Regions from separate parts of the Homo sapiens genome. Here all the other regions are linked to region 2. Evidence: chromatin loops called from intact Hi-C (ENCODE). Cell type or tissue: endothelial cell of umbilical vein. All regions are shown on one strand. Region 1 holds the start of SOX21 (SRY-box transcription factor 21). Region 2 overlaps ABCC4 (ATP binding cassette subfamily C member 4 (PEL blood group)). Region 3 overlaps LOC101927284 (a long non-coding RNA gene). Region 4 has its middle 41 kb from the start of LINC00557.

Region 1 (8,000 bases), 440 kb after region 2:
GTCACCTCTCATTACCCCATTGGCTTGCTGCTTTATCATCCCTATGGTTCTAGAAAAATGTGACAATGAGCCACCTAGGTGAAAATCCAATGAGAGAGAGGAGGATGAAATGATGGGGGACAATGATTCTGTTCACATTGGGACCCAAGAATTCTCCCCTCCCTTGTGGAAGAGAAAGCAAGCAAGCCAGCCTGTCGTGTTGCCAAGGTATTTTTTATTCCCCAACAATCTCATTGCTGCCTCCTAGTGAAAGTTTTAGAATTGAAAAGAGACTATTTTCTGGGGAGAATTGAAGGGGGAAAAGAGGAAACTCAATTTACACAGGCCCACAACTTTTTCTGAGGGAGTGTCACTCAGTTTCCGACTAGATACATTTGCGATCACATATATCACTGTGGCCGCAAGGGAAATACAGACCCACACGAATTCTACCGATCAAATCTATACTGTTCTTTAGGTGTTTACAATCAAGAGTTGACAAAATAAAGCTCATCAAACTTACAATTCTCTTTCAATTTATTTTCCTTCACTATTCACTCACACAGACTATTCCATTTCCTATATGCTGGGATTTTTTTAATCTTTAGGACAAAACTGAGCAAGAATAAAAATATACCTCTATCAATTCAAACACAAGATATGAGGAAATTAAAAGCAAATTTACATTTTGGTACATATGAATGAAAATGGCTTGAAAATTTACTTTGTTAAAAGCTCAACCAGATTCAGGCAAGAGGTGTGAAGGCTGGTTAATAACAGCAATGCCACATTGCCTTTCTTTAATGAATGGCCGATTATGAGGGCTCTTTCTTTGGTTGTGAAGGGTTAGGCCAAGAATATTGATCCCCTAGAAGCCAAGAACTAAAACCAAATCTTTCCTATTTTGAAATGTGGGAAGTTTCATTTGGTGAATAGACAAGCACACAAATAGTCATTTTCTTCTTATGACACCTTTGTTTCCCACAGTTCAACATTCTTGGACTTGAGAGTGTTCAAATTTGGCTCATTTAATATCACTAGACAGACAATATTGTAAATGTATACTGGAAAAAACTATAGCCAAGGAACCTTACATATATTATTCCTATAAGACATTGCACATGTAAGCATACATTTCAATCATATATACAAACATTTCTAATGTAATAATTTATTGCAGTAGATTTTTACACTTAAATTTGAATAGTATAAAATCACTTAACTCACTAATATAAAACACATTTTCACAATCCTTCTCCCTTTTTATGTGTCAAAATAATTTTCACGATTAAATTTAACTTTATTCACAATATTTAGTGAATAACAGATTTCATGTTTTGTGGCCTATATATACATATGTTCTTTATGTTCCAGTGTATAGTATTTTTGTCTCAAACCTATAAGTCAGTAGGTGAAAAGCTCAGGGACGATAATTTTGTAGTTTATCATCACAAAACAGTATATTTAATATTCCAGTCTATGTAATTACACATGCTAGTGTTTTCCCATTGCTCCAGCCAGAGTCTGTGAATGACAAGAGTGTCTTTACAGAGCCTGTAAAGGAATATGGTTCTGGAGAAATCAGTCCAATTATTTTAACAATGCAAGGGCATAACCGATACAAAATAAGCTTGTCAATACGACATCTTCAGAAAAACAAAAACCCACATAGATGCCACTGCTGTTCACAGTTTTGTTATCACGACTGTAATTTTTAAGTCACTATTCTTTTATTAAAATGAACAAAACAAGCCTAACTTTTACATAAATCTGATGGCCTGAAACAGTTTTAATTCACGTTCATAATTACAATCAAAGCTTTTGTGTGTGTGTGTGTGTGTGTGTGTGTGTGTGTGTGAATGAACTGAACATAAATCGTAGGAAGACTTAAAGAGTTAACCGTTTGTAGATGTTCCTACTTGCACATACCACAGGGCTAGGTCAAATCCAAACTGCCAAAGAAAGAAGGCAAGCAAGTTCTCCCTGAAGGGCAGGCCACCATGTGAATAAAACCTCCAGACAGATCATGTTCTAAATGTGCCGCAGCATACCAAAAAGTGAGGAAAATACGGAAACAGAATCATGCTGTTTGACTTCTGCATCGTGTTAACTATTTTTTTTAAAAAACTGCTCTAACTACTAAAGAAGGAAATTATGCTTAGCATAAAAATATTCCAGCACTGAGTGATTGGTACGTTTTACTTCTCTCTTCCAGGGAAACTACTTACACTTATTGATTTTAAACACCTTCACCTCAGCAGCGCATGTAAGTGAGACACTGTAAGTTAACTGTACCTTAAAGAGATCAGTATATAGATGGTTCTGGCGACCAAGATTACAACAAAAGACAAACAACACAGAATTTTTAAAGAGCTGAATAGTCAGTCAAGGATGCATACTCTCAGTCTGGGCTAGCTCTTTTTTGGAAAGGTTGCCAAGAATGTCCTTATTCCCTCCAGAGTTATTTTTCACTCCACTACCTCTGACTAGGTGCATCGCCAGTGCAAGAAAATGCGAGAAGCCTCTGTTTCTGTTGCAAGCAACACCTGGACCTCCAAGGAAAATGAGCACTTTCTTGCTAGGAACAGTCTCAAACATTTTCAAGGGTGAGTCTCCCCTTCTCCAGGTTTAACCCTCTTCCTCCGTAGCTGGAGAGGCTCTCCTACTCGTGCCCGCCGCCTTCTTCCTCCCGGCGAGGATTCCAGGGCCACAACCAGGGCAGCTGCACGCCAGGCCGGCCTGGGTAGCCGGGATGACACCAGGGTTTGCCAACGCCAAACAGGGCGCAGACTCCCCGGCGCGCTCCGGACTCTCCACTCGCCTAAACCTGCTCTCAAGTGAAAAGGAGTGGGAGGAGGAGGATTGGGAGGGGGCGGGGGGCGGAGGGGATCTGTTAATTCGAGGTCCTGGGGGTGTGGGAGCGGGAGGCGGCTCCGCTGATCCCTCCTCCCTCCCCGAGTCCTGGGCTCCACCTCCTCCGCAGGCCCCCAGATATACACACACAGCCGCGGCTGGACATGCACACCCAGTGCCGGCTCCGGGCGCGCACACATGCAGGTAGCCACACTCACCTGAGCCGGTGCAGAGGGCGGCCTGGGCTGGGAAGGGGCCCCCTGCGCCGCGGGAGTGGGGAGAGCGGGAGGTGCCACAGCGCGGACCTGCGAACTGAGGTGATGGCCCGTTTTCCTTAACTCTCCTGCAGCACCTCCGCCCCTGCGCCGGCTCGGCTCTGGCCACAGCAGCGAGGACAGAGGGGCCCCGGGCGCGGCGGACTCGCGGGCGCACGCTCCCAGGAGCGCGCCGAGAGGGGCGCCGCGGCGCAGGAAACTTGGGCGAAGTTAGTTGCAAGTGCCAGGCGGCTGCCGAGAAGAGCGAGGCGGGGACGCGGCCGGTGCCAGGCCTGCGGCGCCGCGTGGAGGCTGCGCTGCCCTCCGCGGCCGGCGAGCTCCGGGAGCCCTAAGTCGGCAGGCGCGCCTGAAGGGGCTCGGAGCGAACAGAGCCGGCATGGCCCAGGGGACGGCCGGACGCGGCTCCTCGGCGAGCCGGGAGAACTTCCTCTGAGGCCGGGCGACCAACGCTTGCTCAAGCCTCATCCACCCTCCTTCCTCGCCCCACCCGTCAGTCCAGCAGCGGGAGAGGAAGACTCGAGAGGCAGGTGCTGCGGGGGACAGCTCCCCCCTCCAAAAAAAAAAAATCACCCAGCCGATTGGGGGTTTCCCATCGGCGCACCCTGCCCGGAGCCAAGAAGACAGGCTGGTGCTGCTGTATTTGTATTTATATCCATTGCTGCGCTCTGCGTTCTCGTGGCACGCCTGGACACTCCTCCGCCTCCCCCTCCTCTTCCTCCTCCAGGGCCACCTCCCCGCCTTCCCCACCCCCATCTGCTTCTGTCAAATGAGAAAGTCACCGAGGAGAACCCAAACACTCCAGCCGCTGAGAGCCCCCTTTGGCACTTGGCAGCACGCGGCGGCGGGCTCCTCGGCTCAACTTCGAGGAGTCTCCGCGACGCAACTTTTGGGGACGCTTTGCATTTAAGAGAGAACGACCGAGGAGGAGGAGCGCTCTGCCCGGCCGCCGCTACCTGCGGGGAGCTCACCAGCAAACGCCACTGCAGACGAAGGACCCAAAGAACGTAAAGGGCAAACTGCCGCCGCGGGGAGGGGGCACCGCCGAGAAGTTAGAGTGTCCCAGAGACAACCTGCTCGAGCGCTCGGCCGGAGACACTAAGGCGGCCCGGGGCGCGGCGTGGCCCTGGGCTGGTCCCCCAGCCCCCTCCTCCGGGGCGGGAGCGACGCCGGGGCGCGACGAGCCCCGGCCGGCCGAGCGGGTCTCCGCGGGCAGCCAACATTGATTTCCTCCGGGCCGAGGGCGAGGGCCCGGGAGGCGGCGGGCTGCAGCCGCGGCAGGGCGAGAGCATGTCCAAGCCGGTGGACCACGTCAAGCGGCCCATGAACGCCTTCATGGTGTGGTCGCGGGCTCAGCGGCGCAAGATGGCCCAGGAGAACCCCAAGATGCACAACTCGGAGATCAGCAAGCGCTTGGGCGCCGAGTGGAAACTGCTCACAGAGTCGGAGAAGCGGCCGTTCATCGACGAGGCCAAGCGTCTACGCGCCATGCACATGAAGGAGCACCCCGACTACAAGTACCGGCCGCGGCGCAAGCCCAAGACGCTGCTCAAGAAGGACAAGTTCGCCTTCCCGGTGCCCTACGGCCTGGGCGGCGTGGCGGACGCCGAGCACCCTGCGCTCAAGGCGGGCGCCGGGCTGCACGCGGGGGCGGGCGGCGGCCTGGTGCCTGAGTCGCTGCTCGCCAATCCCGAGAAGGCGGCCGCGGCCGCCGCCGCTGCCGCCGCACGCGTCTTCTTCCCGCAGTCGGCCGCTGCCGCCGCCGCTGCCGCCGCCGCCGCCGCCGCGGGCAGCCCCTACTCGCTGCTCGACCTGGGCTCCAAAATGGCAGAGATCTCGTCGTCCTCGTCCGGCCTCCCGTACGCGTCGTCGCTGGGCTACCCGACCGCGGGCGCGGGCGCCTTCCACGGCGCGGCGGCGGCGGCTGCAGCGGCGGCCGCCGCCGCCGGGGGGCACACGCACTCGCACCCCAGCCCGGGCAACCCGGGCTACATGATCCCGTGCAACTGCAGCGCGTGGCCCAGCCCCGGGCTGCAGCCGCCGCTCGCCTACATCCTGCTGCCGGGCATGGGCAAGCCCCAGCTGGACCCCTACCCCGCGGCCTACGCTGCCGCGCTATGACCCCGCGGGGCCGCCTCGCGAGGACCGGTGTGCACACGTGTACATATGTATAGGTACGAGCGCTGCGGCCTCCCCGTGCGCCCTCCCGCGACCGGGGGCCCGGTTTGTATGTACATAGAATGTATAGGTGCCAGGTAGAGGCAGAGAGGCCAGGCGGGGCAGGAGTGGCCAAGCGCGCAAGGGCGCGGGCGAGCAGGCCTGTGAATTCGCAGGATCATTTCAGACCCGCACTTCGGCAGCCAACTCGAAAGCAGGCGGTTGTGTGCGGCAGCAGTTGGCGTTTGCTTTGCACTTCGGAACCTGTTGCGTTTTGACCCACGGAGGTGGAGGAGTAACTTTTTGACATGTTGGCCTTTCCAGTTTTGTTGGAAGTTTCATGGTCGGTTTTGTTTTTGTTTCTCATTCTTCTTCCTCGCCCCTCAGCCCCCCAACCCCCAACCCCCTCCCGGTCCGTGTTGCATGCACGCTGTTCAAATGTGAGGTCTGAAATGGCTGGCACACGGGAAAAGCTGCTTGTGTCATTCGTTTCTGGGAGTGGGATGGCTCTGAGCAGCCTCGCCTCCCTGTTTGTACTATTTGAACTTTGCAGATCTCTGTTCTCTCAAGCAGAACTCCCAACCAGATCCATTCTTGACCAGTGACCGGCTCGAATCTGGCCTTTTGTGTGAGATGATCACGGTTTCTTTTGTTTATCACGCCATTTGCAAATCAGAGCAAGAGCTCTTTCTCAAGGGCAAGAAACGCAAACAAGAAATATTTGTGAGATGAAAGTTGTCAATTGGATTTTCTTCCTAAACAAACAACAACAACAAACTACTAGAAGTCTCCCTGAGTCCACTCGCTTGGATTTCTGACACAGTTTACAAAAAAGGAAAAAGGCACTGCTCCTATTTTCCCTTATGGCTGAGTTCACCTTAAGATTGTAAATGTGTATATGTCAGTGAAAACATTGAGGCTTGGAAAATGTGTTATTTTCGTTGCCCTAAGTTTGAGTCGACTTTAGACTCAAAAACATTTTGAGCGAATATCAAAGTTAACTTTTAAAAATTGCGAAACTATTTCAGAATCGCAATTTTATCGAAGATTAAATCAGACTTTTTTGTCTGGTAATTATATATTTATTATTTAGCAAAACTGAAGAAAAAAAGCACAGAATTGTTTCAACAGATGTCTCTCATTTTCAGCTAGCATTTCTCTCCCAAGTTGAGCTGGTTTAATGTGTTTTGGATTTCCCTCCTCAATTGGCTTATTTTTTAGATCACCTGCAATTCATTTGCAAATTGCAATAAAACACATTTTAGAAAAAAGGAACCTTCAATTATTAGCTTTGTTTCTTTTTAAATGTATATATTTTGACTAATGTTTGTGAATGAAGTTGGCTAACATGTATTTAGTTTCATTTTGGCTTTATGTAATATAAAGTTTTTAAAATTTTAAATATGGTTTTAACCTTTATGTGTAAATGATTTTCTAGTGTGACCTTCTAATTTAATATTAGACGTCTAAGGTATATCTGTAAATTAGAATCCGACTATCACTCTGTTCATTTTTTTTGAACAAAGAGTTTAAATAAAGCCTGAACCAGGGAAAAGAAAAATCTTCTATTTCTTGTTGAGTTCCTAACAAGATTTTTATCTGAATTGCCCTTACGTGCCTGGTCCAGGTGAAGTGTAAGGTATCCTCCAAAGGCACCCTTTGTTTCACTTTTGAATAGATTTACTAGGAAATCTAAATCAAGCCATTGTTATTCAGAGCCAAAAACCTGATTTATCACATTTTTAATCGTGAATAGGAAAGAAGATTTTTAAAAAGCCCAAGTCGTTGTATTAGCTTTAACAACAACAAAAAAAAGGCATTCATGAACCAGTAGAACAGAGCCCATTGAAAACATCCAGACCTTTCAAAGCATTTCACCAGTTTCTAGTAACATTTTAAGAGGGGAAAGTTGCTTGACCACTTTATCTTGTTAGTTGAAGAGCCCCACCACTTAAATCAGTGTAATTTGTTCTCCTATCTTTGGGGTATTCCTTGTTGACACCTTAAGGTTTTATTTGGAAGGATAATCACTACTAACGACAAAGTACAAATTTTGGCCTCTTTAGGACTTAATTTTGTTATGCTAATCGCATTAAAGTAGAAGTATAACATTCAAATGGAGAGGGTTGGATTTCTAGGGCTAGACAAATTGCTACTAAAGTTTGAAAAATCATAAAGGATTTTAATTTTAGACAAGAAATAGAAGACTGTCAGAAAAAAAAAAATAGGAAGATCTCGCCCCCCCGCAACCAAAATGGAAATTCTCAAGATACTATATACAAGTCTTAAACCAGTTTCCCCATTGAGACCATCTCTGGAGCTGCACGTCTTTATAAACGACCCAAGTCTTTAAAGTCATTGTTTTCCCCCAACGGAATAATATTTTAAAAACCATGAAAAGTTTTGGAAATGTGAGAAATAGGCTCTGCTGGTTTGACCCTGATTCACTAATTAAAATGATCCCTCTCCTGTTATTCCCTGAGCTCTTTGCAATATTATAAGTTAATTCATATGGTTCTGAGCGATTATGCAAAACTAATTTGGACTGTCCAGGGGTAATTATCCCTGACACGGTTAATTAAATCCTTTCAAGGCTTCGTCTTTCCCTTTTGTAGCAGCCCATCCCTTCTCAACACGGAACTTCCTGCGGCTCGCTGGAAATCACCCCAGCCCTAAATCTTAGTTACCACCCTGAGCCTTCCAGCTCGGCCGCCTCCTCGGCCTGAAGACTCCCCGCCT
Region 2 (8,000 bases):
TCTTTATAAACTACCTGGCTTGCTTTAGCAACTATTGAAGAAAATGCAGAGATATGCTGTGTTCTCTAAGTGATATTTCTTTATTTCAGGTTTAACTGTAGCTACCGTTCTTTTTGGCATAGCAAGATCTCTATTGGTATTCTACGTCCTTGTTAACTCTTCACAAACTTTGCACAACAAAATGTTTGAGTCAATTCTGAAAGCTCCGGTATTATTCTTTGATAGAAATCCAATAGGTAAGTCTGACACCAAGTTTCTCAGTAAGTATGTCTTGTTAACAACACATTTAGGATCTGATTACATTTCCATCTTTGAAAATGGAAGGGATGCTGGGAAGAAAATCACTATGCATGTTGATTCATTTTCCACAAGAAACTTCACTGATATTTTTCTCCTACCAGAGAAAATCTAAATATGCGGGGGGAGGGGGGGGCATACAATCTTTTATTCCAATTTATATGTGTGTGGAAAAATAAATGAATGTTCACTTTGCAGAATGCTTTAGGAATCCATTTGCTGTGAGGCAAGTGAAGCATCCTGCATTCCCTGTAAACATGTTTAAATGTAGTTGAATAGTTGCTAAACATTGGCTGTGTTTACATAGTGTTAGGTTATGCCATTTTTCAGAGGGATCTTTGTAATCAGGAATGCTCTGACGTGAGACAGGCCGTGCATTTCTTTCTTTCATTGGGAAACCCGTTCATTTCTGGAAACACAGGGTTTTTGTACATACCCTGACTGTGAGGTTTCCCTGAAAGATAATATGTGGTTAATTAAAAGCCAAGATTGATAAAATGTAAACTCCCCTTCAAGAACAGTTTCTAACTCTGTGGTTTTGAAGTAGACTTTTGGTTCTATAATAGAGACTTTGTTGAACCTGCCATATAGATCTTCAGTAGCTTGTTTCCTAGGTATACCCAACTATACCCAGTATTTTCCAAGTGGTTGATGCCTCTGCACTATGCGCTTCTTATCTGTCCTGCTTCTGAGGCTAGCCTTCCTGACCTGGGTTCCTAGGGAGAATTAGTTGTGCCTATAAGTCCCCACCCTGCTCAGTTGAGTGGACTTGTGGGGAGGCCTGAGTGACATTGTGCAAATGATAACTGCCCTCATAGAAGCAGGGAGGTGGCCTGGAGAGAACACAGGCACAGCTTTGGCCTGGCCATTGACTAGCTTTTTGACCAAGGCCAGAGCACATAGGTGCTATTACACAGGCAAGTCTCCAAGCAGATGCTGTAGTTCAAAGTGTGAACTCAAGCTAACTACCTGGGTTCAATCCTGGTGCTGGTTACTAATTGTTATAGCTGATTATAGTTACATTCATATTCATGTCCTAGTTACTTAATTTTTCTGTGTCACAGTTTTCTTATCTGTAAAATAGGGATACTATTCATACCCACCAAATTGAAATCTTATGAGAATTAAGCATGTTAATACATTCCTAGCACATGAAACTGGGTGTAGCAACATGGTCAGTGCCTAACGAATGTTAGTGACAATGAAGCCATGTATCTGTGAACTGAATCACCTTCACTGTGGGGTGGAAATTACTCCTACCCTCTCTGTTTTACATGATTTTTGTGAAGATTAAAGAAGACTGTTCTGGAAAGCATCTTGTGTAGATTTATTTAACAAATACTTTTCAGTCCAAGCACTGTGCAACGTGCAAGGATTTGTAAACTGCAGAGACCACACAAATATCGGTCTGATTTCAGCTGTTATTAGAAAGTCATTGGAGGACCTCTGCGCTATTACAGCTGTAACGTTGCGCCACTTTGCCAGTTAATTTGAAACTACAGTCATAACATTTGGAGCATTAAGTGGGACTGCCTTTCTGTTATCACAGGCCTCGGAATGCTCATGACTACCATTAACCAGCCTCTCCATGTTTGAGACCTGTGGGCTTCTCCTCATGCTGATTTATTTATTATTCAGGGATTTGGGACCCAGTCTAAATCTTGGAGGTGACTAATCTTACAGCAGCACCTGAGTGTTTATCTTGCTTCCTCCTCCTATATCTATTAGCATGACTTTATTCCTTCAACAAAATAGAAGCCCAAATAAGTACCCCAAGAGAGGTCTACTTTGTCCAAAATGTTTAGAGGTCATGAATTATTTACTTTTTTTAGTGGTAGATGTTGAAAAAATGTAAAAATTAAAAGTTTTTTAATGGTAGAATTAAAATTTTCATTTAGATAAAATTTTTGCACTTTTTACAATGGTGAAGGATACACAAAATCTGTGAATTACGCCTCAGAATTCACATTACTGATTGTATGCACTTCAATAGTTATATATATATATATATATATATATATATATATATATATAAAATTTATTTAGAAATAAGGTCTCATTCTGTTGACTAGACTGGAGTGCAGTGATGTGATCACAGCTCACTGTAGCCTTGACCTCCTGGGCTCAAGCGATCCTCCTGCCTCAGCCTTCCAAGTAGTTGGGACCACAGGCCTGTGTCACCATGGCCAGCTAATTTTTAAAATTTATTTTATTCTATTTTGAAGAGATGGGATCTCACTATGTTACCCGGGCTGGTCTCGAACTCCTGTGCTCAAGGGATCTTCCTGCCTCAGTCTCCTCAAGTGCTGGGATTACAGGCATGAGCCACTGGACCCAGCCGGCTTTATAATATAAATAAAAATTCCCCTCTATGATAGTGAGGCAGGCATGCTCGATTTTTCAGTACTCTTAAACATACATGTTAAATATGTATAAGTATCTGGCATGATGTTGTGCCCCCTGAATTGCAGAGTGTTCTTTGAGTGGGGTAGAAAGACTGGGAAGCATGTCTGAATACTTAGTTATTAAAAGCAAGCTCTTAGAAGAGCCCCGGGGGAGTTTCCTATGAGCTCAGCATCCTGATATTCTCCCAGGTTTTAGAAAACTTAGGAAACGGGGAGGACCTCTGCTGGCATGTAGTTTCCAGTAAGCTCACCTTGGGATGGTGACTGGCACAGAAACTCCAGGTGATTCACACCGGGGGTCTGGCTAGACGTCCCTCATATCCCCATCTCCAGTGCCCTTGTGCTGGAATATTCTCAGTGACTCTGGTCTGCAGCATAGAAATGTCTTCTCCATTATTTTATGTCCACTCCCACCCCAGTGTGCCATCCCCCTCATCATGCTTCTGCCCAGATCCTCATCTGTGTGGTTAATGAATGGGCGACCCTTGCTGGTGACTCAGAGAACCAGACCTTCTGGAAGGGTCCCCCTGACTGCCCCACTGTGGTCCCAAGTTCACTTATTTGGATTTAGGGAGAAGGGGAAGGTAAACCTGGAAGGTCTGTGTTTCTTCTCAGCAGCGAAGTTTCTGTTTCTTTTTTTTTTTTTTTTTTGAGACGGAGTCTTGCTCTGTCACCCAGGCTGGAGTGCAGTGGCGTGATCTTGGCTCACTGCAAGCTCTGCCTCCTGGGTTCATGCCATTCTCTTGCCTCAGCCTCCAGAGTAGCTGGGACCACAGGCACCCACCACCACGCCCGGCTAATTTTTTGTACTTTTTTAGTAGAGACGGGTTTCACCGTGTTGGCCAGGATGGTCTCGATCTCCTGACCTCGTGATCTGCCCGCTTCCACCTCCCAAAGTGGTGGGGATTACAGGCGTGAGCCACCGCGCCCGGCCTGAAGTTTCTGTTTCTAGGAAGGCCACGCTTCTCCAACATGCCAGATATTAAGTTCCTCTCCATTTCGAACCCACCTATGGTTGCATGAAATTCATCTTTGTTTATATAATACAATACCTTTTTATCTACTGGCCTTTCGTTAACCTGATAAATCTTAAGCTAGCAGGATAAAATGTGAGCCAAACCAGTGTGCTGCCTTAGAATGACAAGAGCCAGTTCTCTCTCTCTTTCTCTTTTCTTTCTTTTCTTCCTTCCTTTCTTTTCTCCTTCCTTCCTTCCTTCCTTCCTCTTTCTTCCTTTCTTCCTGCTCTGTTGCCCAGTCGAGTGCAGTGGCATGATCTCAGCTCACTGCAAATGTCCACCTCTTGGGTTCAAGCAATTCTCATGTGTCTATCTCCTGAGTAGTTGGTATTACAGGTGTCTGCCACCACATCCGGCTAATTTTTTTTTTTTTTGTATTTTTAGTAGAGACAGGGTTTTACCTCCTATTGGTACTGAGATAGCAGTTTTCCCAAGAAGCCAAGTACTGACGAGCAATGTGGAGCTGGGTCTGAGGGGCAACCATGCTCTGTCTGCTGTTGGGAGCGGGCTGGGCCCCCAGCAAGAATGGACACACATTCATCCAAGGTGACCACCAGTGGACAAATGGTGACTGTTTGTGTGTGTGTGTGTGTGTGTGTGTGTGTGTGTGTGTGTGTGGTAGAGTCTCACTCTGTCGCCCAGGCTGGAGTGCAGTGGCGTGATCTCAGCTCACAGCAACCTCCGGCTCCCAGGTTCAAGTGATTCTCCTGCCTCAGCCTCCCGAGTAGCTGGGATTACAGTGTCCACCATCACACCTGGCTAATTTTTGTATTTTTAGTAGAGATGGGGTTTCATGATGTTGGTCAAGCTGATCTCGAACTCTTGACCTCAGGTGATCCACCCATCTTGGCCTCCTAAAGTGCTGGGATTACAGGCGTGAGCTACCGCGCCCTGCCAAGAGCCGGTTTTCCTTTCTCGTCTTTTTATCCTCCTCTCACCCATTGCTAGTTTTTATTCTTTCCTCTTTTGATGTAGGTTGGTGATGGGATCACGTGTGTCTGTTAAGAAGCCTTACATTTTCAGCTGCCCTCGGACACCTCCTTCATATTTTGATTATGACCTGAGTTGAATAGGGCATTTGCAGATATTTTCTGGTACTGTTCGCTGCATCTACCTCTTCCTAGTCAGTTTTTGTGTGTGTCTTAGCCCTGTTTCCGTTCTGTTCCAATCATAATAAATGGGTAACACAAATCCTAGGTCAAGAGTAAGTCTTCAGAAATTAAGAGATGATTTTTATTTTAAATGTAAATCCTGTTTTCCTGGCATGGGCAGAATTAATTTTGCTTTTGATATCCAGCACAAGAGGGCAGCATGATCTGCAGTATTTCAGTGATATAATGTAAGAGCACCTCATTGCAAAACCTGGTTTTTAATTTAAAGCTTTCTTGGAAATTCTATTTTTATAGCTTGGGTCTTTGTATCTTGATATGTGTTAATATGAAATTTAAAAAGTAATATTGTGGCGTATTATGTTTGAAACATGAAAGTCTTTGTGGAAGATATTTTTCTGATGTTGTCCTGGAATACCTAGCATTTCAAACAGGGTTTTTTTGGATTTCCTAATTACACCTTCTTGACTAGTAACTGGAATAGGCAGACGCTGACATCTTGAGTGGTTGGATGCATTTTAATTCCTGAAGCATACATTATGATTTGCTTGTATGATGTTTCTGTTTTCTTTGTAAGCATGAGTTTGCAGAGAAAGATAGTTACACAGTTAGTTTCTTTAGTTTTCTTCCACGCCAACAGAGTTAGCAGAGACATTTTATTCTTATCAGGTCTCTACAATTTCACTCTTTGTTTTGGAGAAAAGATGAGCGGTTTGTTGTCCTGTTTTCTCATGCCTAATTATGGTGACATAACATTTAGCTAAGTACACTGACTCTAATGGGTGCCAGATAAATGTTTACTTGCTTTCAATTTGTTAATTTGGCTTTAAGAACCCAAGAGCTGGTGTTGGTAGAAGTGTTTGTTTACTCTCTCAGGGAAGTAAAAGTTAATATTGGGTTACAGCCAGTGTGTTTTACACAACTGGTTTTTCTCCAGTGTGTGCGTGGGGAGTATGTGTGTGTATGTATATTTATGTTCATCGATGCCTTCAACAGTGTAACAAAAAAACCAGATTCATATCATTCTTTTTTCTTTATAGATTAAGGTAAATGAGAGCTAAAACACTAGATAAAAGAAAAAAGAAACATATTGACTTCTTCCCATGTTTCTTTTTTTTAATCCAGTGGAAGATGCTTGTGGTCACTGAGGTATGGAATGCGAATGCTAGTACTAGATTTTAAGATAGACATATTCTCCTATGTTCCCTAATCAAAAATCGAGGGTTGCCCCAGTGATTAAGATTCTCAGCTTTTAGCCAGGCGTGGTTGTAGTCCCAGCAGCTCGGGAGGCTGAGTCAGGAGGATTACTTGAGTCTGGGAGGTCAAGACTGCAGTGAGCTGTGATTGCATCACTGCACTCCAACCTGTCTCCAAAAAAAAAAAAAGAATGATTCCTTCCCAGCTTGACTGAATGGGAAGTTAGGATGTGCATCCTACAGGAATTGAGGGGAGGAGGGTGGTAGTGGTTTGAACTATTGTTCTGTTTCTGAAACCTGGAAAGGGACTCTGGAATCCACTACAAGTTGCTAAATAATTTGTGGAGAACTGAAAGCAACCTCCATGATGAGCTTTTTATATGATCAGAAAGACTGTCTTGCGATACTCTATAAAATCTGATGTCCATATCCCACTTCCTTGCCAGAAAAAAAGAGTCATCAATAAAGAAGAAACATAATTGTAGGGATACCTATTTATCTGTTTATTCAGTTCAAATGACCACTGGAGTTGGTGCTAAATGTGCATTTTTAACAAGTATAATATTTCAGCACTGTCAAAATTACCTCTACAATAATAGGCTTGTTAAATTATAGCTCTATAAGCTAGGGGGTAAGATGGCTCTGCCCAGCACACATTAATCTATGCCTGTTCACACAAGTGATTCTGCTGAGCAGGTAGCATGTTTAAACAAGAAATACTGGTCCTAAAACCTCTGATTTATGGTAGGTGTTGTTTTGACACAGCACCATTCAGACAATTTACAAGGCAAAGCTTCGTGCTAAAATATTTCCTCAGTGTCATCATTCGTCACCAGTATAAATATTCAGTAGTGATGCTGGAAAATTGGTAATATGCCCATTGATGCCAAATCACTCGCTATGTTTCCTTTCAAGTGAGATCTGTTGTGGATATGGTTAAAAGAAACTATGATTTTTCTTCCTTGAGAGCAGATGAGCTGTAAGAAATTGAGAATAACAACCGTCCTGACAGCTTTCATGTACTCAATCTTGCCTATATTGCTTTTAATTCTGGCTTAAGTCCTGCGGGCTTTCCCTCCCACCCCCTTGCCTGATGCGTATTGTAAAGAACACATTTATATGTACATTAGTTAGTTTAAGAGGCTTTTTGTGTTCAAAGGAAGAAGTTAGTCATCACCAGAAAAGCTTTGTTGCAAAACAAAAACACACATTTCCCCTTTCATTTTTTCTTGTTAATAATAACAAATGCAAGTGACTATAAAGGGAATAACACAAAAGATTGCATCAATCATAATGATTCTCAATAGCCACATAAATATTGTTTTTTCAGCTTTGAATGAAACAGCTAAGAGTTTGAAGTAGGTGTGGTAATTAAATCCTGTCGGGTTATCACAAATTAAAAATAATGTTTTTTTCACATAACAATGGTTATATGTACTTAAACTCTTATCAGGGGTGATACGAAGTCATATTTTATGGGAGTTGCTCCTTTACTGCTAATAGTATCATAAAAGCCTTTGTTAGGAGTTTAAATAGTTACGTAGTTACATATATTTGATTGCTATTGTTATTTTGTCAGTAATCTGTATGTAAGCGATTACTGTAGCACTTGTCTACAGCTGGTAAATATTGCATCATTTTGGCATAATTTTTAATCTACTAGAATGTTCTGATTCATGGTTTTTCTCCATAATAAATCATACATGGAGATACTGACAACTTAGTAACAGAGAAAGCACTGTGTTTGTCCAATAAAATGTTAAAAAGATAAAAAACTAGGGAAGAATGTGCTTTGTTCAAAGTGATAATCATGTAATATTTCAGGAAATTATAAGATGACATTTTACTTAACTGTGTTAAATTGTTTTCCTATAGTGTATATAATGTGATACCTGCATGTATTTGTATATGCCTGTATCTCTCTCTCTCTGTCTCTCTCGATATATGTAAGTTCTCCACTTCAGTCTAATGTCCGTG
Region 3 (8,000 bases), 300 kb after region 2:
GAACCCTTATAAACCACCAAAGAAATTTTCCTATCCACTTGGAAAGGTCTGTGGAGGTACTTAGAAACAAGTGGCCTTAACCTCAGACGGGTTGATGTATGGGCACCAGAATCAATCACTGAGCCACCATTTAAATCACTTCAAAAACTATTTAAATACCACCAGCCACTGCTAATCCTTCCTCTTTTAAATAATTATCCACATAGGGTGTTTTGGGTTCCCCCAACCCCCGATTCCCTTTACCATCTCAAGATTTCTGGATGTGAAAGCAGTTCTCATACAGTTAGCCTCTGGTAATGAAACACAACTAACTCCATGCTGAACACTGAAAACAAACCCACGGCTCCTCACATGTTTTTGTGACAATCAAAGAAAATATTTGAGTCTGAAATTCATTATCATAACCTAACTCCAATACCCACAATAACATGTTTTGTTGTAAAACATACTTAAGCTGATTTTCTTCAGACATTTTCTGCCTTAACCCTTTAAAAACCATACATATTCTGTAAATGGGTTCCCAGGCTTCAGCTAGGTAGTTGAGAAATGTCAAGATAGCAGAGGTTAATTCTGCTAGAGTATTTCACTTAGAGTATTTCTAAGTGACTTAAAAAGATGCAGATGGCATGAAACCAAAAGAGCCACATTTAGATAAATTCTTTGTATAGCATTTTTTTTATGACGTGTAAATGGTATAGCAATGACATCTGAAGTCTGTGCAGATTGGAAGAGGGAACTACTTTTTGTATTTTCTCCATGCCAGAAAAAACTATTTCTCAAGGTCAGGAAGCTTCAGAGTAACAAAACCAATGTGATTTTTAGCTGTGTTGCTGATTTTCTTTGGAATTTACAGTCCACAGAATGTGTGGGAAATGACCTGAGACACTTGAACTCAAAGCTTCAGAGGCACAGGTGTGCATTCTTTTCTTTCCAGGGATCAGGAAATATTTTGGAGACAAAAAGTACAATATGGTAGGACTGAATTTGACTCTTTCCAAACGATGTGTGCATTTGTGTGCATACATGATGGGCTGGGTTTTTATTAACAGTTACAAGTTAGCAAATGGATAACAAGAAATATCTTCCTGGTATTTTGTTTGTTTTTTAACCATTTCCTCTTATAACAAGGATTTGTTAGATAGAAATCAGTTTCTACTAAAAGTCATTATAAGACCCTTGCTTCTTTTTTTTTCTTCTTTTTTTCCGTTACAAAAGCAACACTCTTAGAAACACCGAGGGGAAAGAAGCCAGTGAAATTAAAATAAACTGAAAGAATGTACTAAGACTCTACTAAGGAAATAAATTCTGCCTATAGATTTTAGAAACAATAATGAAAACAAATCAACAAACATCCCTAACATCAAGCCACCATCTGTGTCCACTTGCTTTGGGTTCTGACACACAGAACACACGGGAAAGAGAACAGGACATGCCTGAGCAGCTAGGACCACAACCCTTGCTGCAGTGACACCTGTACGTACAAACCTTAGCCCCCTCGGGTGAACAAAGATGCCGGTTGCCTCCTCTAACAGTCATTGTTATAAACTAGGATCGTAATCCCAGGTCGCCATGTCAAGCTAGTCTTATGTCAAGAAACACAGCAGAGCAGCAGAGTTGGGAGGCTCTAGGCATCTAGTCTCTCGGGGAGAAGCAGAAGATGAGCTCGCCCTGGTGAGCCAGTATCAGCAGACGGTATCTGATGCTTGCCTCTCATTTGGTCCTGTCGTGAGCCTTGGACAGATGGGGCTTGCGGAGCAGCCATCCCGCCTAAAATGAACAGGGGTCCATTCCCAGGTAGCTTGGCAGGGAGCTCAGCAGCTGTACAGGGAACCAGCACAGATGCACGAGAACACAGGTGAGGGAAGGAGAGCTCGCACTTAGACTGCTAGACAGTGTCTCTCTCCTCCCCATTCTCATCTTGCCACCAGCCTTCTCAGCAGCCTTCTTGGAATGGCTAGGTTTTCTTTCTGTGACACTGTTAGTACCTGTAACTTTTGCTAATGTGAAAATGTCGGAATAAAGAGGATGCTAATTTGGAAGAGCAGGTGAAGAAAATGAACGTGTATCAAGGAGAATCCAGGGGACGTGATTGCTAACAACTCATTTCAGAGATGCTCCCAAAATATAGAATGTTTCCTGTACGTTTATTCTTAAATTATCCCACCTTCAGGGAAAAATGCAAGGTTGAGGCAGGATGTGAAATTTATCTCAAATATGACAGCTCTGAAGCTGTCTTATGAATAATGCTTTGTTGGCACAAATAAAATATTTTCACATTGAATATAAAGGGCAGAGTCTGTTTCCACTTCTGCCCCAGGTCCCTGAGGTCTTCCTGTTTCATGTTATGCATTTATACGGAGTGTGCTGACTGGCTAATTTTGTGGTGCCACGTATAAAATAAGAAGCATATGTATTATTTCCAACCTATAAACTCTTGCATTCAAATATCATAAAAATCACTGATTTGGAGGAGGACATACATATTAATAGTGCTTAGTTTTCTGATTTTTCATGCCATCCAACTAAGAATTCAGATCAGAGGTCTCGATCGTTGAAGTGATTTACACGTCGCAGTTGGCAGATAGCTCCCCCTAATTAAACCTTTAAAACTAATTATTGAATTAAAAGATGAATTATTTTGAAAACACACAAAATTGTGAGCCATGTTATATAAATTATAAAATTATAATCAGAGCCCAGTGTCTTTATCCTTCAGTGGTATTCTGTATAATCATCAAAATGCTACTTAGGTGAGGGCTATCACTTTTCACAATGCAACTCCTCTCTGCCCGCCGTTGAACGTGATGGTGCAACAGCATTCACTGAACACAAACTTTCACAAGATTCCCCACAAGCTCCAAGAGGGACACAGGATTCATCCAGCTCAGCACCTTTCGATACGTTACGTGACTTTGCAGATAACCCTGGTTTCTCTCTGGTTGCCGCTGATGCCAGACAAACATAAATTGTTTTTGAAGTAGTTTTCAATTATACAGGAAGTTTAGTTTTTATTCCTAGTGGCTGGAGAGTTCCTGATGCTGATTCATCACTGAATAAATGTAGGCAGGCTTGCTGCAAAAAAAAGAAAATGAAACAAAACAGAGGGACATGTTTCCTGTCTCTCTCTCTCTCTCTCTCTCACTATCTGTCGGTCTCTGTCTCTTCCTCTTCCTTCCTCCTTTCTCTGTTCCCCCTCCCTGTCTGGATGCATTATGTCTGCTCTATAAAAAACAAAACAGGCCCACCTATTTTGTGAAACAGCAGACGAAAGGAACAAAGAGGAAAAAACAGGAGGACTAGAGAAGTTTAGACAAAAATGTTTAGTGTCAGAGACTAAGGAAGTATAAAGACAGGATTCCAGTAGCCGTTTTTACATCCACGTTATAGCGACAGCATGAATGGACCACAGAATACAAACACTTAACTGGTCCAGAAATTCAAACCCATATTTTCTGACTTCCACTGCACAGTACTTGTGACAGTGGCTATTCAAGCCAACATCACAGGTGTTTTCTCGTGTCTTAAAAACAAAAGAGGCTCTGTGCTACGGAACTTTGTATAACATGTCATTAAATGTCAGTGACGCAGAACCACTGAAATTACGCTCGGCTCCTTAAAAATGGAAGGCTTTTCGGGTGTGACTTCACCAATCCTTGCCTTCACATTTAACCCAGATATGCGATGCTGGTTTGAACTTGAGGTTTTCCATGTGGCTTTTTCGTTGCCAGTTTCTGGAATGCTCTGCCGTCCCTTTAACACACTGGCTTGTGCGTGTGTATGCTATAAATGTGTTTATGTGTTTAGCTGGAATTCGGTGGCTCTTCTTGATATTTTTGCAGCCATCTCATTTTAATGCTCCTGCAGAAACTTTGTGAATTCATTACAAAGTAATGGCCCAGAATGACTACATTGCTAAACCGCACTCTTGTCTGAATGAAAATTCGGTGTCCCTCTGTGGCTTCGACGCCTGCTGGAACGGCATAATAACAGTACAAGCTGCATCTGTGGTAGGTTTCTGTGCAGGTTTTCAAGACCCTCTGGTCATTATTTTACCAATGGGGAAACTGAGGTGTCAAAAGCCATGCCAGGAACCATATCCAAACATCATCCTGATTTGTTCTGTTTGTTTAATGTATCTTCTTTAGTAACCAGGAAATTTCAGGACTTCCTGACGTTGTGACTAATGGGCTCGTTTGGCAAGCTGGGGCACAATTCAATTTTTGAAGTGAGATGATAGGCATCAGATGAGGTGGCTCACACAGCATTGAACTTAAAATTTAGGGGCTGAATTCATAATAAGCTTGGTGCCATCTATTTTGGACTATGCCTTGCATACAGCTTTATGGGAACATTTGTCAGGCAAAAGTATAATAATGGCAAACTCTACGCCTTTTATTTTAAATTAGATTGGTGTGATTTGATGCTGACGGGAGTGAGAGTAATGGCCTTATCCTGCTGCAGGCTGTGCTGAGGATGGCCTGGTCTGCCACCCTCCTCGAGTAGCATTTTGCATGTGTAACAGGGTCTCCCCTCTGGGGCACAACAACAAAGAGAAGTTGCTAAGGACAAGAAGCAGGTGCGGAAATGCATCTCCCATTGGAACAGCCCTGGGCTTACTCCAATGGCTGAGAGAGGTGCTATGGCCAGTCCTCCCAGAGCTCTGCAGCTGCACTTGGGGGTGGACAGTCTCGTGCTTGTCCTGCGTGATAACGGCCGTGAAAGCCAGCCAACTGCTGCCCAGCAACGCAGAGCTGCAGAAGGCCTGAAAACATCCAGCCTCACCAACATTTCCGCAAAGTGCTTACATAACCCCTTCCTGCCAGCGGCTTCCTCAGGACACAGCAGCAGGCTCCCTCTTCCCTGGATCACCCAGCCAAGAGAACACACGTGCCTCTGCTCGCAGGCCAGCGTTTCATCCACCAGCCCATATCCCACGAATCTATCCAAAGGCTGCAGAACACAGAAAAGTGACTACAGAGAATTGGTCCAACTTGACCCATTTTCATGCAGTCAAAAAAGTTGAGAAGGGTTCTTTGGGTTTATCTAAGCGAGCACCCTTACTTTTAGAAAGGAAAAACTGGGGCCTGTTAACTGCCAGGGTCAGAAGTCACAATACTTGTTTGTGGAAGAAGCGCATCTGGCATCCACATCTCCTGACCTTGTCATGTGTTTATTGCATGCTGGATTTCCTGATGAAAGCTTAGGACATTAACTCAAAGCATATTTCTTTTCCACTATATGTGGAATCTCTAGAGAACCAATCTCCTACCTCTTAGTCCCTAACGCCTAGCAGAGGACCAATTACACTCTATTGTTTATTCAGTAACAATTTATTGGGCCGGACGCAGTGGCTCATGCCTGTAATCCCAGCATTTTGGGAGGCCAAGGTGGGTGGATCACCTGAGGTCAGGAGTTCAAGACCAGCCTGACCAACATGGTGAAACTCAGTCTCTACTAAAAATACAAAACTTAGCCGGGCATGGTGGTGGGCGCCTGTAATCCCAGCTACTCGGGAGGCTGAGGCAGAAGAATCACTTGAACCCAGGAGGCAGAGGTTGCAGCGAGCCGAGATAGTGCCATTACACTCCAGCGTGGGCAACATGAGTGAAACTTCATAAAAAAAAAAAAAAGAAAGAAAGAAACAATTTATTGAACCTACCCTAAAGGCTGGACACAGTGCTATATGCCATATACGCCAAGGCAGGCAGGGTCACCAGGCAGGCATGGCCTCTGCTCTCCCTGAGCCCACACACTGCAATAGCCAGGGTATAAGTAATTTTTGAATGAATGGCTGCACTTTAGTTTTTTAGCTGCCTATAGTATTGGCAAACTACTATATGTTGGTATTGGCTGACCTATTGACAAAATCAAAATAAAATAAGGTTTGAAGTGGAAAACATTTAAATCCACTGGCTTAAGTAGAATCTGTTCTTAGTTCTGTTTAGAAATTGATGTTGATGAGCCATCGAGCTAAATGACACAACAAAAGATGATTGTAACTGGCTTTCAAATGTTTACTATTGCGATAGATTTTTTTTTTTTAGAATCATGCTGTTTTTCAGTGAGTATGGCATCCCTCTCTAGTGAGAGTGGCTAGGATGGCAGGCAATGGTAACAGAGAGGCTTACTGACAGCTGGGTAAAAGCAACGAATGTGGGATTAAGAAGAAGAATAATGAATGTGGGGGGAATGGGGAATCGCATGGCCTTAGCTGCATTTGCTAAAGGTTCTGGACTTTGTTTGGTAGTTCCTTTCAAATAATGGCTGTACACAGAGCAAATGAGGTACCTCAATGGATTGTTAGGGACGGGCAAAGTCCCCTCGTCTTCCATCGTACAGCCTGTCTCCCTTCTCCACCAAGAGCGGGAACTGGTTTGGCAGGAGACCAGTTTGATGATTGGCTGTGGTTGGAAACGGAGAACAGGGATTGGGCTGTATCTGCATGTTTGTGTGATATTACAATGGTGTATACTGGCTTTGCACTCAGTATATTTTATAAGGAGATGTGTGATCTCTATCAGATGGGGGTGGGAAAATAAAACAGGAAAAGCAGAACCATCCTCAAATCCTATAAACTAGCCAGGAACAGAGCCCACTGTGCTAATTGCATGAGCAAGTTCCAAAGGCTTCCAGAAAATTCATTTCTACCTTTTCTAAGAATCTGTTTCAAGACTACTCTTTATTTTCCTGATGGACTTAAAATGGATATGTAGATTAGGCCCAGAAAAAAGCACTAAGGAGAACTTTGTCCTACAGAGCTTTCCTACTGGTACTCCAGGTGCCCGGTCCCCCTACAGGGTCTTTTCCAATTCCAGCTTCCTATTCTTCCTCCTGCCTGGTGGCAGCTGACTGGGCTGAGACATTGATTGTGTTAATGTGTAAGGTAGTAATAGCAGAATGCTGACAAGTAAATGTACTACCTCTTTCTTCTGGCCAGCACACATACACCTTGAGAAGATTCTCTGGAGCCAACGTACTCACTAGAAGAAACTATTCCAATGGGGGTGATTTCTAGTACGGTGGCTGGATAACCTTCTACAGCTTCAATCACACCCCAAAGAGAGCTGCAAACTCTTCAATGCACAAGGACAACCCTGTATGCAGCAAATTTGTCACTTCAGTGATGGTTGATAACGTGCGTGTGTGTGTGTTGGAAGGATATAACTGATAAAGCTTCAATTGAACAAATCCTGCTTGTTCATAAAAAAGAATGAGATCATGTCTTTTGCAGAAACATGGATGGAGCTGGAAGTCATATCCTTAGCAAATCAATGCAGGAGCAGAAAACCAAATACCGCATATTCTCACTTATAAGTGGGAGCTAAATGATGAGAATTCATGGACACAAAGAGGGGAACAACAGATGCTGGGGCCTACTTGGGGGTGAAGGGTGAGAGGAGGGAGAGGATCAGAAAAAATAACTAGTGGGTACTAGGCTTAATACCTGGGTGATGAAATAATCTGTACAACAAACCCGTGTGACACAAGTTTACCCAAATAACATACCTGCACATGTACCCCGAACCTAAAATACAAGTTAAAAAACACCCTGCTTGTGAAGTGATCATCTTCTCCAAGGCTTTGATGGGATTGCCACTGCTTTTGGAGCCAGGGAAAGAACCTTCTGGGTCTTCCACCATATACATATACAATGTTCTAATCACTGTCTACATTTTGGTCCTGCTATGGACAAGGTGGTTGGAAGAGAAGACCCTCAGCCATAAGTGGCTATTTCCTCCAGAAAAACAGGGCAGAAGGAGCACCAAACCCTGTTTACTGGGACTTGCTTCCTTACCTAACCTGTTTCTCCACTTAACTACCAGAGTCAGGGCCCTTTGGGGGCTTTGAGCATGGGATGAGGCCAGACGACACACTGACCTGTAGAGTTGGGGAGTATGTGGTCAGGAAAGTAGCCACCCCTCCTCTCTGTCCACATAGAGCACCAGAGCCCACTTCTTACTAATCAAATAGACTGCCTTCCATGACATCAAATGCCTTGT
Region 4 (8,000 bases), 160 kb after region 2:
TAATTGCCTGGCAGGCTCAAATTGAATTTAGAATTCTTGGACTCTAAGTTTTGTGCTGAACTATGGAGGCATGGGGAGAACTGTCCATGCCCACAGCCCCCACGTGGAAGGGCCTCATGTATGCAAGTAAAGACATCCGGAAGACACAAGCAATTCTGCCACTCTTCCCTAGCCTCACTAATGAGCCCTCTCAGGCCCAGAGCTACTCACACTGGGCGTGTTGCCTGGTGCTGTCACCCTTTTGAGGATGGACTCAGGCAACAGGCCCACACAGGTTCTTGAAGTGGGCTGAGGCCTTTGTGCAGGCCATTCTGGGATCCTTGCTACACTACAGAGCCTAGATCATTGCTTCTTTAATGTGCATATAACCCACCTGGAAATCTTACCAAAATGCTGTAAATCTGGGTCAGGGCATTTCCAGCAAACTCCGGGTGATACTGATGCTGCTTGTTCGTGGACCTCACTTTTGGCAGCAAGTGCCTAGAAGGAATGGTCTCTAGCTGGATATATTCTCCAGGCGCTCAGATACTTCACCCCATGGGGACCAAAAGGTTCGGGGAGAGCTAGAAGGGCGTCCTCTACCCTGTGGGTCCCAGGGCAGAGGCCTCTTGCCACTCCTTTGCTCACATCCCCATTGCATCAATGCACTCTGTTCCCACACTGCTGTGCCCTGGTCCTCCCCATCACTTTGCCACCGCCAAGCTTTGATCTCCCACTCACTCTCCCCAAGTCAAGTTTCTCTTGGCTCCTTTCTCCGCCTTCTCCCCCCTCCTTCCCCCGCTTTTCTCTTACGCCAGAAATCAAATGTACAATAGCATTTCAAAAATATTAAAAGTGAATGCTGATGAAACCATGTTTGTGTTTTCTTGGACCGTCAGCAAGCAGTAACAATACTTGCAGACACAGCCTCTCCAGGGCCTTGCTGTTGTTTGTGGACAAAATCATATCTGCTCACCCATGGCTCAAAATCAGGATTTCCAAACACAAATATTTGCTGGATTTGAGCGGACTGGGTTTTGCTCCCATATTTTTATTTTGACAAGGCTATTATGAAAGCTGCTATTTCATTATCTGAAGGAATCAAACCAGCTGCTAAAAATAAACCCTACAAGTTTTTATTACCAGCGGGAAACGCCTCTCCCCTCCCTGCCTGTTTCTGTGATGAAGCTTAATCCTTCAACTTGTGTTCAAGTATTTGCACTGCTTTTGAGTTCTTTTCTTCTTTCCAAGGCTGTTTTTCACTATTGGCCTGAGTTATTTGAACAGGTGGCTTTGCACAACCTATGCTAATGTGAGGCTTTTGTCTGCTTTCAGATTGCACAGGGAGCCATTTAAGGGACAAATGTGTCTTTCTTGCTAAACTGTTCACACCTGTCTTGATAACCACCCTTTGCTGAACTAAAATACCATGCCAGAGAGGTCTTCCACTCCAAGGGGGCGCATGCTCCGCAAGGAAAAGATACCACACATGTCTTTTTTTTCTTGGGCATATGACGAGCAGCCCCAAGGGGATTGTTCTGTGGCATGCGGCCCAGTGCCCCCTGGTTCCGTGGGAAGCGAGTGGTCATTGAAGCTCCCCGCTGGGAAGGTCAGGGGCTGGGTGCAGGTGGACGCGCGAGGCTTCCGGGGGGACTTCGCCGGGCCACAGTCACCGGGCTGAGCCCGGTTCCCCGATCCTCTGCCCCGGGCCGCTTTCCGCGGGAGCGTCGGGCCCCGGGCCGGGCGGGAGGCCGAGTGTACGGCCTCTGCCACAGAGCTGGGCCTGGCGGGGGATCACAGGAGGGCGCCCCCAGATGCTCGGCGCGCACGCGCTCCCTGGCCACGGATCACAGGCGCCCGCCCTCTGCCGCCGGCCCGGGAGCTCGCCTGCCCCCTGGAAAGCGATCACAGGCCGGGGCCCGGGGGCAAGGAGGGGTGCGGGCGCCACCCGTGGGGAGAGGGCTCGCTGGCTGGCTCGTTCCCACTGGGAGGAAGGGGGCGAGGAGAGTGCAGCTGGGGCCAAGGCGCTTCGGAGGGGCCGTGTGGACACAGCTAGCCATGGCCACGTGGTAGCCACCGGGTCTAAAGTCCTGACCAGGGACGTGCCTGGGTGGGATTTTCTAGAATTTTTTTTTCTTTTTCTTTTTTTTTTTTTTTTTTTTTTTTTTTTTTTTTTTTTTTTTTTTGCATCTGCACCCTGTTAGTTCACCGATCGCAAGAAAAGAAAATGAAGCGCGCAGGGAATAGGTGGCAAGGCAGGCCTGGATAGAGTTTAAAGGGATCCAGTCCTCCCACAAAAGTGGGCCTGATGCTGCCTGGTTCCCTCCTGGCCGCCACTCCCCACTCGTGCGGTTCGTGGGCTCCTGAGCGCCTTCCCTCGTGTTAGCCGCAGGCACCCAGGGCAGCCCTGTGTGTGTACATGTGTGTGTGTGCACACATAAAATCACAGGTAACCTTCTGGGACTCTGGGCGCTGCAAGGAAGGTGGACTGATCACTCATTTACCTACTATGATGGTCCATCCCTTATCTCTACAGGAGGCCAAGGGAGATTGGCAGTTGGTTCCCATCTAGTGGACAAAAGCCGCAAAGAACTGTGGAGACGGAAGCATCCCCTCGATAAATATGCTCACCAGGCATCACCTGTAGACTAAACCAAATGGAATGTCTAGAAAACATGTAGTGTTGTTTTTCAAATTCACATAGGAAATGGGATTCATAGACTACAATTTCACTTTAAAATATTAACGAATTCAGGGCGGCTCTCCTCCAGGGGCATTTGCCCTATTAATAAAGCCCAGTGGTACAGGCATCCTGGTACTAGTGGAGGGAACTGTGTCTGCCTTTCCAACATCCATCCACCCCTTGCTCTCCCAACCAGTGGCTGCAACTTGTCTTGAATGGGCTGAGGCCAGTGGTTCACAAACCTGGCTGCACATTAGAATCAGCTGGGAACTTCAAGAAATTCTCTCACGTGCAGCCACTCCTGTATCTATTGACTTGGGATCTCTGGAATAAGGGGTGATTCTGATCAGAGTTGAGAACTACTGACCCAAACCATCAGAGGAATCTCATCCCCTTGCTCAGAGAGGAGCAGTAGGGGCCCAAGCCAGACAGCACATGGGAAGGAAGGGAATGGCAGGGAGGGCATATTGGAAAGGAGGAAGAACACGGCAAAAACCTAGAAACAGGCAATGCACTGTTAAGGAACAGAGGGTCCATGATGGAAGGCGGCAGATGAGGCTAGAAGACAGAATTAAGAATTTTTGTTAAGAATTCTAACTGGCACAACACACAACTTTATCTTTAACAGTGGGGGAAATCAAGCAAAAGGTTTAACTTTTAAACCTAAAATTGACATGATCAGACTTGGTTTTTAGAAAGGTAATGTTGGCATGTATGGAGAATGGATCTAAATGGGGAGAGATGGGGGCCAGACACTAGTTAAGAGATGGAGGCAATGGGCATGGGGACAAAATTCTGTAGGACTAGGGAGTTACAGACTTTCCAAAACCAGGACTGCCATGTCAGTTGGACAAATATGGTCTTGGTGTAGAATTATTATTTTAGCCTTTCATAGTGGCTGATGACAAATTCTAAGGAGGAGAGACAAAAAAAGGGGAGAAAATGGCCGGGCACCAGTGGCTGCTATCTGTAATCCCAGCACTTTGGGAGGCCGAGGCGGGTGGATCACCTGAGGTTGGGAGTTCGAGACCAGCCTGACCAACACGGAGAAACCCCATCTCTACTAAAAATACAAAATTAGCTGGGCGTGGTGGCGCATGCCTGCAATCCCAGCTACTCGGGATTATTAAGGCATGTGTTATATAAAATGAAATTCACCAACTTTCAATGTTCAGGCTAGAGTGCAATGGCACGATCTCGGCTCACTGCAACCTCTGCATCCCGGGTTCAAGTGATTCTTCTGCCTCAGCCTCTTGAGTAGCTGGGACTACAGGCGTGCGCCACCACGCCCGGCTAACTTTTGTCTTTTTAGTAGAGACGGGGTTTTGCCAGGTTGGCTAGGCTGATCTCGAACTTCTGACCTCAGGTAATTCACCCTCCTCAGCCTCCCAAAGTACTGGGATTAAAGGCGTGAGCCACCGTGACTGGCCAGGGATTTATTTTTGATACATTATATTTGCACATATTTATGGAGTACATGTAAAATTTCATCACATGCATAGAATGTGTAATGATCAAATCAGGAATTTGTATTTAGGGTATTTGTCACCCCAGTTATTTGCCATTTCTATGTGTTGGGCATATTTCAAGTCCTTTTTTCTAGCTTTTTTAAAAGTATAATACATTGTTGTTAACTATAGTACTCTTCCATGATTAGAACTTAGTTTTCTATCTGTTTGTACCCAATAGCTGACTTCTCTTCATCCGTCTCTTCCACTCACACGCCTTTCCTAGTCCCCGGTGTCTGTCGCTTCACTCTTTACCTCCAGGTGATCAATTTTTTTAGCTCCCACATATGAGTGGGAACATGTGATAGCTGTGCCTGGCCTTGTAGATTCTTTTTTAGTGAAAGGTCTGTTCAAACCTTTTGCTTAATTTGTGAGTTGTATGTTTATTATTGATAATTTATATGCTTTTAATACACATTATAGTGGAAAATTAATAACAGATTTGATTTGATTTGATTGAGAATGAACTATATCAAAGATAAAATAATCTTTTGGTTTATGCTTTTTATTAGGAAACACAAACATATTGAATAGGTATTTAGTGAACTCTATCTTACATCTCTATCATGTATTAATGTCTGGAACAATGGGACTGAGTCAGAACTTCATATCAGCTGCAACATCAAGTCTATTCATTTTGTTTTTGTTGGCGCACAGAGGGTGTTGTAGCAAAGGGAAGGAGAACACAAATGGCGTGTTTTGCAATATTTGGGTACCCTTGCAATGGGGTGCTCCAAAAATCATTAATTATTTCATCTTGGATAGCTCACCTTCCAGTTTTTCAGGATCTGGGGCTGAAATTATTCTTCTTCATTCTGAACTGTTCAACTTTGTGCTTGTTCAGAGCCACAAAGTTGGCTTTTGATTTTAAACTGCCATCTTTCAGAAAGCTCCATGTGGAAAGTTGAGTAGAATACATGTTTTAACATATAATGAATATTGAATACTACTACAAATATGTGCTGAAATGACAGGCTGGTAGTTATCTAATAGACAGCATACCACCATGAACTGACAAATGTTGCTGGCATATCCACAGGCACCATGCAGTCACGCATCAGGTGACCGCCTGGCTTCCCCAGGTGTACACTACCATTTTTAAAAGGGACCTAATTATATTTTAATAGTATTCTCTGTATTAATATATTTAATATTGATCTGTATTACATATGTAATTTAAAAATACATTTTAGAAGAAGATACAGTCGCCCCTCAGTATCCAATGGAGGGATTGGTTTTAGGACCCCTCGTAGATAGCAAAATATATGGATGCTCAAGTCCCTGATATAAAATGATATAGTATTTGCATATAATCTATACAGTCCTCTCATACTTTAAATCATCTCTAGATTACTTACAAGACCCAATATAATACAATGTAAATGTTATGTAAATAGTTGTTATACTGAATTTTTTGAATTTTATTATTTTTATTGTATTTGTTATTTTATAGTATCATTATACTGTATTTTTATTAAATTGTATAGTATTGTTATTGTTGTATTATTTTTATTGTATTTTAAAATATTTTCTATCCAAGGTGGGTTGAAACTGGATGTGGAATGCGTGGATACAAAGGGCCCCACTGTATATCCTTGCATACAAATTAAGAAAAAATAGCTACCTATGAAGGTGACAGTCTGAGAATCCTTTTGTCAGGCAGATTCACATTCTTTAGGAACATTAAAAAACCCACTATTCACAAAGTTGGAAAATCTGCAGACAAGATGAATGTAAGGGTATTTCAATTTTTAAATTTGATTTTTAATTTAATTTAGGGTTTTGTTTGTTTGTTTGAGACAGGGTCTCACTCTGTTGCCCAGGATGGAGTGCAGTGGCACAATCATGGCCCGCTGCAGCCTCAGCCTCCTGGGCTCAAGCAATCCTCTCACCTCAGCCTCCCAAGTAGCTGGGACCAGAGGCATGAACCACTACACCTGGCTAATTTTTTAGTTTTTTGTAGAGATGTGATTCCACTATATTGCCCATGCTGATATTGAACTCCTGGCTTCAAGCAATCCTTCATCCTTGGCCTCTCAAAGTGCTAGGATTACAGGTGTGAGCCACTGTGCCTGGCCAGTATTTTAATGTTATAATTCAATTTTACTACAATGTAAAACCCATGCACATAATTTTTGTTAGGGGAGAGATTGGGAGAAAGAAATATAGAAGTAGAAATAAAGCCAGAGCAAACAGAGAGACAAACACAAAATGATGCTGCTTCATGATATTCATTCTCTCTCTCAACACACCCACTCCTTCCTCTCTCTCTCTCTCTGTTAGACAGAATTTAAGATGTTCTCACATTCCTGGCTCTGATATGCACATACCTTTCATAGTTATTCAATCATACGCTAACTAGGTGTTGCTGTAAAAATATTTTACAGATGTAATTAAGGTTCCAAATCAGTTGGCCTTAAGATGGGGAGATGCTTGTATGCTCGATCTCTGGGTCTAGAAGTGAGAAACCTGGAAGCCAGAGAAACGTGAAGTATGAGACAGGCTGAATGTGAGGAAAATGGCAGGAGCCATGCGGCCTTTGATGTGGGTGGCCTCTAGGAGTTGAGAGCAGCCTCACTGACAGCCAACAAGGAAAGAGGGGCCTTGGTCTGCAAACAGCAAGAAACTGGATTCTGCCAACCACCTGAAAGAACTTGGAAACAGACTCTTTCCTAGAGCCTCCTGTGATCTTCTTCTCAAAACATAGAACCCCAGTCCAACCAGAGAGTATCAGACAAACCAACACTGAGGAATGTTCTACAAAATACCTGACCAGTGTTTCTCAAAACCCTCAAAGTCAGCAAAAACAAGGACAACCTGAGAATCTATTGCAGTTAGGGAAAGATGATGGCTAAATTTAATAGGTTAAACTGGATGGATCCTGGAACAGAAAAGGGGAATTAGCAACAAACTACTGACATCCAAATAAACAATAGAGTTCAGTTAATAGTGTGCAAACATTGGTCCCTTGGTTATAATAAATGTACGGTAGTAAGGTAAGATGTTAACAATGGAGGGAACTGGGTCTATGCAACTTTCTGTAAATCTAAAACTATTCTAAAATAAAAGATTTATTTAAAAAACTGGTCATGAAAATGAGTGTTTATTGTGTAATGCTTGAGGCTGTAAGAAATTATAGCTACCATGAAAAAAAAAATCAGGCAATGGCCAATTAAATTTTAACATCAATTAGATATAAAGACTTTTCATTGTTGTCTCATTAAACACTCCACCTTTTAGAAAAACACAATGCACTGGTTGCTTTTTATTTTACAGAAATTAAATTTATCAGTGTAAGTATTTACCAACTTCTAACAATATGCATTACCCAATTTCTGGACTTCATCACTGTTTCTTGCCTCATTTCTTTATCCTGGATTTGGCTTTCTTCCTGTAAAGTACTTATGTTACTTTATTGAGGACATAGGGTAGTGTTAAGGACTGAAGGTTTGTGTCCTCCAAGGTTCATATGTTGAAGACTTAACCCCCAGTATGATGGTATGAGGAAGTAGGGACTTTGGGAGGGTTAGATGAGGTCATCAGGATGGGGTTGTCATCACAGTGGGATTAGTGCCCTTATAAAAAAAAATACCAGAATGCCCTCTCCCTCTCCCTCTCCACCTCCCTCTCCACCTCCACCTCCCTCTCCACCTTCACCTCCACCTCCACCCCCACCCCCACCCCCGCCTCTAGGAGAGGACACATCCAGAAGATGTCTGTTTACAAGCCAGGAAAAGGACCCACACCAGGAATCAAATCAGCCAGCACCTTGATCTTAGACTTCTCAGCTTCCAGAACTCTGACTGACTTATTCCCAGTTTCAAGCAGTT

What was found. Peaks named below come from ENCODE experiments on the same cell type or tissue, not always from the same donor. Only the 100,000 strongest peaks of a DNase experiment are listed, where the experiment ranks them.
Region 1: a loop joins it to region 2, with 8 times the contacts of the local background. A loop is called at or near these places in 7 of 110 quality-filtered maps.
Region 3: it touches region 2 in a loop (6-fold over the local background); 2 of 110 quality-filtered maps call a loop at or near these places.
Region 4: it touches region 2 in a loop (5-fold over the local background); 5 of 110 quality-filtered maps call a loop at or near these places.

What each region holds. Positions count from the first base shown.
Region 1 is chr13:94,708,444-94,716,443 of GRCh38, reverse strand. It overlaps SOX21 (SRY-box transcription factor 21), which reads left to right and starts at 3,899. Exons shown (of 1, transcript NM_007084.4): 1 at 3,899-6,822. The coding sequence starts at 4,395. The coding sequence ends at 5,225. LINC00391 (long intergenic non-protein coding RNA 391) reads left to right here and starts at 7,943. Exons shown (of 3, transcript NR_170286.1): 1 at 7,943-8,000. It overlaps SOX21-AS1 (SOX21 antisense RNA 1), which reads right to left and starts at 3,728. Exons shown (of 2, transcript NR_046514.1): 1 at 3,051-3,728; 2 at 499-2,806. LOC112268114 (a long non-coding RNA gene) reads left to right here and starts at 3,001. Exons shown (of 2, transcript NR_158368.1): 1 at 3,001-3,036; 2 at 3,182-3,724. RefSeq lists an enhancer at 2,674-3,175. In endothelial cell of umbilical vein, a CTCF peak has its summit at 5,041 (motif pointing right); DNase peaks (open chromatin) are centred at 3,473 and 4,513; H3K4me3 peaks cover 977 bases; H3K27me3 peaks cover 4,938 bases.
Region 2 is chr13:95,153,425-95,161,424 of GRCh38, reverse strand. It overlaps ABCC4 (ATP binding cassette subfamily C member 4 (PEL blood group)), which reads left to right. Exons shown (of 31, transcript NM_005845.5): 19 at 90-236. Among named protein-coding and RNA genes, the nearest start is that of SNORD13G, 53 kb to the left of the region's middle. In endothelial cell of umbilical vein, a CTCF peak has its summit at 4,984 (motif pointing right); DNase peaks (open chromatin) are centred at 5,034 and 7,154; H3K27ac peaks cover 1,988 bases.
Region 3 is chr13:94,856,197-94,864,196 of GRCh38, reverse strand. The region is part of intron 2 of LOC101927284 (a long non-coding RNA gene); the gene reads right to left. Among named protein-coding and RNA genes, the nearest start is that of LINC00557, 100 kb to the left of the region's middle. In endothelial cell of umbilical vein, no CTCF peak of the experiment used is centred here; DNase peaks (open chromatin) are centred at 3,066 and 4,756; H3K4me3 peaks cover 207 bases; H3K27ac peaks cover 2,787 bases; H3K27me3 peaks cover 210 bases.
Region 4 is chr13:94,996,875-95,004,874 of GRCh38, reverse strand. No RefSeq gene overlaps it. Among named protein-coding and RNA genes, the nearest start is that of LINC00557, 41 kb to the right of the region's middle. RefSeq lists an enhancer at 7,866-8,000. In endothelial cell of umbilical vein, no CTCF peak of the experiment used is centred here; a DNase peak (open chromatin) is centred at 4,794; H3K4me3 peaks cover 452 bases; H3K27me3 peaks cover 738 bases.